Linked DNA regions of Homo sapiens: region 1 is linked to region 2. A link is an interaction called in ENCODE POLR2A ChIA-PET data of the cell type or tissue named here. Cell type or tissue: PC-9. All regions are shown on one strand.

Evidence for each region. Peaks named below come from ENCODE experiments on the same cell type or tissue, not always from the same donor. Only the 100,000 strongest peaks of a DNase experiment are listed, where the experiment ranks them.
Region 1: POLR2A ChIA-PET joins it to region 2 with 6 read pairs; 3 of 35 experiments call an interaction of 5 or more read pairs at or near these places.

The regions. Positions count from the first base shown.
Region 1 is chr20:32,489,383-32,493,382 of GRCh38, forward strand. All of the region lies in intron 4 of NOL4L (nucleolar protein 4 like), which reads right to left. Among named protein-coding and RNA genes, the nearest start is that of NOL4L-AS1, 70 kb to the right of the region's middle. In PC-9, no CTCF peak of the experiment used is centred here; no DNase peak of the experiment used is centred here.
Region 2 is chr20:32,729,078-32,733,077 of GRCh38, forward strand. The region is part of intron 1 of COMMD7 (COMM domain containing 7); the gene reads right to left. Among named protein-coding and RNA genes, the nearest start is that of COMMD7, 12 kb to the right of the region's middle. RefSeq lists a silencer at 2,345-2,639 and an enhancer at 3,716-4,000. In PC-9, no CTCF peak of the experiment used is centred here; DNase peaks (open chromatin) are centred at 2,404, 2,424 and 2,974; H3K27ac peaks cover 2,384 bases.

The DNA of each region.
Region 1 (4,000 bases), 240 kb before region 2:
CTCACTCTGTTACCCAGACTGAAGTGCAGTGGCATGATCTTGGCTCACTGCAGGCTCAATCCCCTGGACTCAAGCAATCCTCCTGCCTTAGCCTCCCAAAGTGCTGGAATTACAGGCATGTGCCACTGCACCTGGCCTAAATATCATCTTTTAAATAACTCATCTTTATCCACTAATTGGAAATGTCATCTTATACTAATTTTCTATTATGTGTGGATTTGTATTATATTCTGTTGACCTATTCCTGTCTCAGTATTATGGCTTTAAAATATGTTTTCTGGGCCGGGCGCAGTGGCTCACGCCTGTAATCCCAGCACTTTGGGAGGCCGAGGCAGGAGAATGGTGTGAACCTGGGAGGCAGAGCTTGCGGTTAGCCGAGATCATGCCACTGCACTCCAGCCTGGGTGACAGAGTGAGACTCCCTCTCAAATAAATAAATAAATAAATAAGTAAATAAGTTTTCTGGCCTGGCATGGTGACTCACGCCTGTAATCCCAGCATTTTGCGAAGCCGAGGTGGGCAGATCACTTCAGGTCATGAGTTTGAGACCAGCCTGGCCAACATGGTAAAACCCTGTCTCTACTAAAAATACAAAAATTAGCTGGGCGTGGTGGTGCGTGTCTGTAGTCCTAGCTACTGGGGAGGCTGAGGCAGGAGAATCGCTTGAACCCAGGAAGGGGAGGCTGCAGTAAGCCGGGATCATGCCACTGCACTCCAGCCTGGGTGACAGAGAGAGACTCCATCTCAAAAAAAAAAAAAAAAATATATATACACATATATATATGTATATACACACATTATGTATATATATGTTTTCCTACTAGGTAGGGCTAGCATCCATCTCTACCCCATAAACTGTCCCTGCTCACACCATAACAAAAATAATTGAAACAGTGTCACAGCCAAGGGGTACTCTAGGTACAGCATATTTATGGAGAAAGGAGAGATGTTTCTCCTGGGGGACTGGGGGGTGAGAGGGAAGGTTCCTGGAAGAGATGACATTTACTGTGAATCAAAGAAGTTGGGAGGCTTGCGACAGGTGGAAAGTAGGGAGGCATCCGGCTGGAAGAGGAGGATGTGGAGAATCCAGGGCTTCACAAGTGCCTGGATTCAAAACACCTGACCTGTGGGCTGGGCCATAGCGCTGACTATCCATTTATTCTTTATATTAACTGATTTTTGCATAGCTGCCTGCAACCTCACAGTCAGTTTGACACCTTTGCTGAAATCTAGGAGAAACAGTCCAATACTATTTCCTCATTCTTCTCTATTTAGATAAATTTTCCATTACGAATACAACTAACTGAGCCTGACTTGTTGAAATACATTCTCCTGAAAACCATGATAAAAGGTAAAAATTACAATTTCATTATTCTCCTTTTCAAAAAGTCTTGCTTTAAAATGTCATCAGTTAATTCTGGTCATGTCGCTCTCCTATTCCAAAACCTTCAATAACTCCCAGTCACCGGCGGAATCGAGTTATAGCTCTCTCTGGTCTGGCGTTGGAGGCCCCACTGGCCTGCTGGCCTTATTTCCTTCTGTTCCTCTCTGGGAACTCTGTAGCAGACGGACTCGCCATCTTTTGTCCCCTAGTCACCCATGTGCGACCCCTCCATGCCTTTGACCACACATGTTTTTAGGCCTGTGTTCCTTCCACACATATGTACAGAGCCACTACCACACACCAGGCGCCATGACAAGTGCAGGTGACATGGCAATGTACAATACAGACTCAGGGTTGACCATAGGGAGCCTCCAGGCCAGCAGGGGAGAGAGAGATTAAACAAGTGATGTCATGGGATCCTGATCTGCATGCTGGTCATGGGCGGTGTATTCCAGTTTGTACTTGATAGTCCTGAAACATTCTAGGAAGGAAGTCCCCAGGGTGTGAGAAGGAAGTAGCAGATCTGGGAGGGCTCCACTGAGGAGGTGACATTTAAGTTGGGCACTGAAGGATGAATGGGTGTTCATGAGGTGGAAAGGTGCCTGGGCTGTCAACAAAGACACCTTCCACCTCAGCCAAATCAAGATCCCTCCACAGACTGCCGCCCAGCTGGCTCTGAACTGACGCGTTTGTGGTACTTTCTGTTTCCTGCATTAACTTCATTTTCCGAACTGGGCCATTCGCTCTGAGGGCTGGGACAGGTTCTTAGAAGAGTTACCCTGCACACAGTAGGGATGCATCACTGCCTCACTCGGGCCCCTTCCTGCCCACTGCCAGCACAGCTCTGAAGTCTTCGATAGAGCTCAGAATGAAGCGGGCCATCCTGGACACGGGCCACACTTTGTAACTCCCATGGGGCATGCACATGCCTCTTTTCCCTCCCTTCTTTCCTGGTGCCCTTGGAGAGGCTCAGAGAAACTACCAAGGCCAGCCACAACCCTGCATTTCTACTTGCAGGTGTGTACACAATAAAATGAACACAGATGTTCCCTAAAGAACACACAGTAGGCTGGGCATGGTGGCTCACACCCATAATCCCAGCACTTTGGGAGGCTGAGGTGGGAGGATCACTTGAAGTCTGGAGTTCGAGATAAGCCTGGGCAACATAGCAAGACCCTGTCTCTGCAAAAAGAATTTAGCTGTGCATGATGGCATGCACCCGTAGTCCCAGCTACTGTGGAGGCTGAGGTGGGAGGATTGCTTGAGCCTGGGAGATCAAGGCTGCAGTGAGCTGTGATTGTGCCACTGCATTCTAGCCTGGGCCACAGAGCATGACCCTGTCTCGAAAGACAGAAAGAAGAAAGAACACATAGCAGACTGGTAGGCTGGTCATAGCAGCACTATTCACAACAGCTCCCAACTGTCCACCAATGAAGGATGGATACATTGTGGGCCCCCCATACCATGAAATATTACTCAGCCATAAAAAGAAACAAACTACTGACGCATGCCATAACACAGATGATGCTCACACACTTATGCTTGTGAGCAAACGAGCACATGCTGTACAATTCCATTTCTATAAAGTTCTAGAACAGGCAAAATCAATGTATGCTCCTAGAAGTCAGGTCAGTGGTCACCCTGGCCCAGGGGCAGTGACTAGAGGGAGCACAAAGGGTCTTTAGGGTGGTGCTGATGTTTTGTTTCTTGATCTGGACATGGGTCACAGGAGGTGGGGTCAGTTTGTGAACTTGGCTGAGCTGTGAAACTGAGTGATGCGTGCTCTTTTCTGAATGTGCATTATGCTTCAGTAGAAGTTTCAAAAGGGGAAACAGCAAGCCAGGTCAGCTTCCATGGCTAAGCAGCCTGGAGCTCGCTGTAGTCGATTACTGCAACCCACTGGACACCAGGCACCTGTGCTGGGCAGTGTGTATGTGTTATCTTATTTAATCCACCAAATAACAAGGTTGATATTCATTTGCCATTGTGCACATGAAGACTAGGGGCTTCTGGGAGAAGATTAAGTGACTCACCCAGTCACCCAAGAGTGGAGAAACTGGCACTCAGAGAGCAGGTGACACGTCCACAATCATGGAGCTAGAAGCTGCTGGCTGTGCTGGACCAAGATGTGTGGGTCTCCAGGGTGTGTGGTGGGCCCTGCTAAGGTGAGACCACTGAGCCAGGCCACGTGGTGCTGCGCTTCACCGACCTCCAGCAGAGCAGGAGGAATCCACCAGTGCGAGTCAGATGCAGCCAGAGATTTCCCTTGGGCCAAGACCTGGGAATGGGCTAGGACTGCTGTGAGGCCCTGCCTTGGGATGGACCCCAGGGCTTCTCCATACAAGCCTTGGAAGGAGGCTGGCCTTGGAAGCCTGAAGGGATGAAACTCTAGCTGGCTCTCCGGCAGGTGAGGAGAGGTAAGGACCCTCCACAGGCTGTGGGGGTGTGAGACTAACTTACGTTCACTCGGTCCAAGGAAGCCATGCAGGGAAACGGGCAGGTTACCAAGAGAAAGAGGCAGGCAGCACCTTCTGCCTAGGCCTGCAGTCCCTTCATGACAGAGCCCACAGCTCCGGTGTGGATGATGGCCCAAGGCTCTGGGGCCCGGGATGCTGC
Region 2 (4,000 bases):
TTTGAAGACAGGGCCTGTTAGATGATAAAGGTTAAATGAGGTCATAAGAGTGAGATGCTAGCCCCATAGGGCTGGGGGCGCTTATTTTGATTTTTTTTTTTTTTTTTTTTAGATGGAGTCTCACTCTGTTGCCCAGGCTGGAGTGCAGTGGTGTGATGTTGGCTCACTGCAACCTCCACCTTCTGAGTTCAAGCAATTCTCCTGCCTCAGCCTCCCGAGCAGCTGGGATTACAGGTGCCTGCCACCACACCTGGATAATTTTTGTATTTTTAGTAGAGACGGGTTTCACCATATTGGCCAGGCTGGTCTCGAACTCCTCACCTCAAGTGATCCACCTGCCTCAGCCTCCCAAAGTGCTGGGATTATAGGTATGACCCACCGTGCCCAGCCTAGGGCTGGGGCCCTTATAAGAAGAGGAAGAGGCCAGGTGCAGTGGCTCACGCCTGTAATCCCAGCATTTTGGGAGACCAAGATGGGAGGATTGCTTGAGGCTGTGAGTTTGAGATCTGCCTGGGCAACACAGCAAGACCCCACCTCTTAAAAAAAAAAAAAAGGAAGGAGGGAGTCATCTACAAGCCAGGAATCACACTGGCTGGCACTTGATCTTGTACTTCCGAGCAAGCAGAACTGTTAGAAATAAATGTCTGGGCTGGGCATAGTGGCTCACACCTGTAATCCCAGCACTTTGGGAGGCTGAAGTGAGTGGATCACGAGGTCAGGAGTTTGAGACCAGCCTGGCCAGCATAGTGAAACCCCGTCTCTACTAAAACAAAAAACAAAAAAAAATTAGCCAGGCGTGGTGGCGTGTACTTGTAATCCCAGCTACTTGGGAGGCTGTGGCAGGAGACTCACTTGAATCCAGGAGGCAGGGGTTGCAGTGAGCTGTGATCATGCCACTGTACACCAGCCTGGACGACAGATTGAGACTCTGTCTCAAAAAAAAGAAAGAAAGAAATGTCTGCTGTTGGAGCCAACCAGTCTATGATATTTTGCCTTAACAAAATACCAGCTGCCCAGGTATTTTGTTATGGCAGCCTGAGCTGACTGAGACACAGATCATTACTTTATCATGTCCCTCCCTGGCCTGAGCTGACTGAGACACAGATCATTACTTTCTCATGTCCCTCCCTGGCCTGAGCTGACTGAGACACAGATCATTACTTTCTCATGTCCCTCCCTGTGAACAGTGTGTATGGGCTGGACGCGGTGGCTCACGCATGTAATCCCAGCACTTTCAGAGGCTGAGGTTGGCGGATCATTTGAGGTCGGGAGTTCAAGACCAGCCTGACCAACATGGTGAAACCCCGTCTCTACTAAGAATACAAAAATTAGCCAGGCGTGGTGGTGCGTGCCTGTAATCCTAGCTACTCAGGAGGCTGAGGCAGAAGAATTGCTTGAACCTGGGAGGCGGAGGTTGCAGTGAGTGGAGATCATGCCACTGCACTCCAGCCTGGGTGACAGAGCGAGACTCCGTTTCAAAAAACAACAACAACAACAACAACAACAAAAAGCCCACTGTGTATGGCATAGTGGGGAAAACCAGGATGCCAGGGTTTAAAAGACCCAGTTCAATCAGTGTTCTCCGTTGACTACTCTTGTGAATTTGGTCAAGCCGTTTAGCATCTGTGTCCCAGTCCCCACGAGGAAAACAAAGGTAAGAATACACAGCTTCCAATACTAACAGTAACACATGCAGAGCCTCTAGCACAGAGCCAGGCTGGACGCTAAACAAATGGTAGCTACAGTTAGAGTCATAATTAGAGTCACTATACCATTTGATCCACCTTCTAGAAGCAATATATAAAAAAAGAAAAAGATTATAGGCAGATACTTCAGCTTAAAACCCCCAAAGTTGTATGTGTAGTATGTTAAATGCACCTATCCCTTCTGCTATGACACATTAAACTCTACACATCTGTCAGGACTCTGTATTATTTTATTCAAAAATGTATTCTATTTTAAAAGAAAACGAAACTGGGTGTGGTGGCTCATGCCTGTAATCCCAGCACTCTGGGAGGCCAAAGTGAGAGGATTGCTTGAGGCCAGGAGTTCGAGACCAGCTTGGGCAATCTGCATAAAAAAATTTAAAAATTAGCCAGGCAAGGTGGCATGCTCCTGTAGTCCTAGCTACTCAGGAGGCTGAGGCAGGAGGATTGCTTCAGCCCAGGCATTCCAAGCTGCAGTGAGTCATGATCACACCACTGAACTCCAGCCTGAGTGACAGAACAAGATCCTAGCTCAAAAAATAAAAATAAAAAATAAAAATAAATTAGTCAAGCATGGTGGTATGCACCTGTAGTTCTAGCTACTCTGGAGGCTGAGGTGGAAGGATTGCTTGAGCCCAGGAGCTTGAGGCTGCAGCAAACTATGATTGCGCCACTGCAATCCAGCCTGAGCGACAGTGCAAGAATGTGTTATTGATCCCTCGTCCCTATCTCTCCCTTCCCAAGCCCTCCTTATCCTCCAAAGCCCTGCCAAGAAACCATGACACTCCCAACAAGAAAGGGACCTACCCAGATTCTCAACTTCTGAGGCTCCCTGGGGCCACCTACAATTTTCAACTCTGATAAGGAACACAAACATGTCTTAGAAGAGAAGTTTCCTTATATGGCATTGCAGCTTCACAGCAACTTAAATACTGTAAGTGCACAGTATTTGCTGAATAAATCTTTCCTAAACACTCCCCGCAATGCTTTGCCTTTGCAATTGCATAGGTGCCTCCCTCTGGAATGCTCACCCACCCATGGCTATCTATGCATGCATCTCAAAATCTTAAGGATTCTCCCCAGTAAACTTAGGAAGAGATGCACAAGGTCATTCCAGACTAGAGAAATGCAAATCAGTAAAACCAGAATATACTATTTTTCACTTATCAGATCTGCAAACCCAAAAGTTTGACTAGGACACCAGTGCTGGTGAAAGTACAAGGAAGCAGACAGGTTCCTGCATGACTGATAATAGGATACACTGGGGTGACCTTTCTAGGGGCAATTTCACAATGTGCATCTAACTTGTATTTTTTTGAGGCAGAGTCTGGCTCTGTCGCCCAGACTGGAGTGCAGTGGCGCAATCACGGCTCGCTGGAGCCTCCAACCTCTTGGGTTCAAAGCAATCCTCCCACCTCAGTCTGCTGAGTAGCTGAGATTACAGGCACATGCCACCACATCCACATTGGGCTAATTTTTTTATATTTTGTAGAGACAGGGTCTCACAATGTTGCCCCAGCTCATCTGGAACTCCTGGGCTCAAGCAATCCTCCTGCCTCACCCTCCCTAAGAACTGGGATTATAGGTTTGACCAACCACACCCAACCGGCATCAAATTTTTAAAGTGATTATACCCCTCGACCTAGTAATTCCATTCCATGAAGTATATCCTTTAGGTATGTTCCAAAAAGTAAATGTTTTGGCAAGTCACAGTGGCTCATGCCTGTAATGCCAGCACTTTGGGAGGCTGAGGCAGGAGGACCGCTTGATCCCAGGAGACAAGCATTATGTTCAGGCAACATAGTGAGAGCCCATCTCTACAAATCATAATAATACATTTAAATTTAAAAAGAAAAAAAGAGGCCTGGCACCATGGCTCAAGCCTGTAATCCCAGCACTTTGGGAGGCGGAGGTGGGTGGATCACGAGGTCATGAGATCTAGACCATCCTGGCTAACACGGTGAAACCCTGTCTCTAAACCCTCTACTAAAAATACAAAAAAATTAGCCGGTCTTGGAAGTGGGCGCCTGTAGTCCCAGCTACTCGGGAGGCTGAGGCAGGAGAATGGCATGAACCTGGGAGGTGGAGCTTGCAGTGAGCCGAGATCGCGCCACTGCACTCCAGCCTGGGCGACAGAGTGAGATTCCATCTCAAAAAAAAAGAAAAAAGAAGGTCGGACGCGGTGGCTCACATCTGTAATCCCAGCACTTTGGTGGCTGAGGCGGGCGGATCACCTGAGGTCAGGAGTTTGAGATCAGCCTGGCCAACATGGCGAAACCCCGTCTCTACTAAAA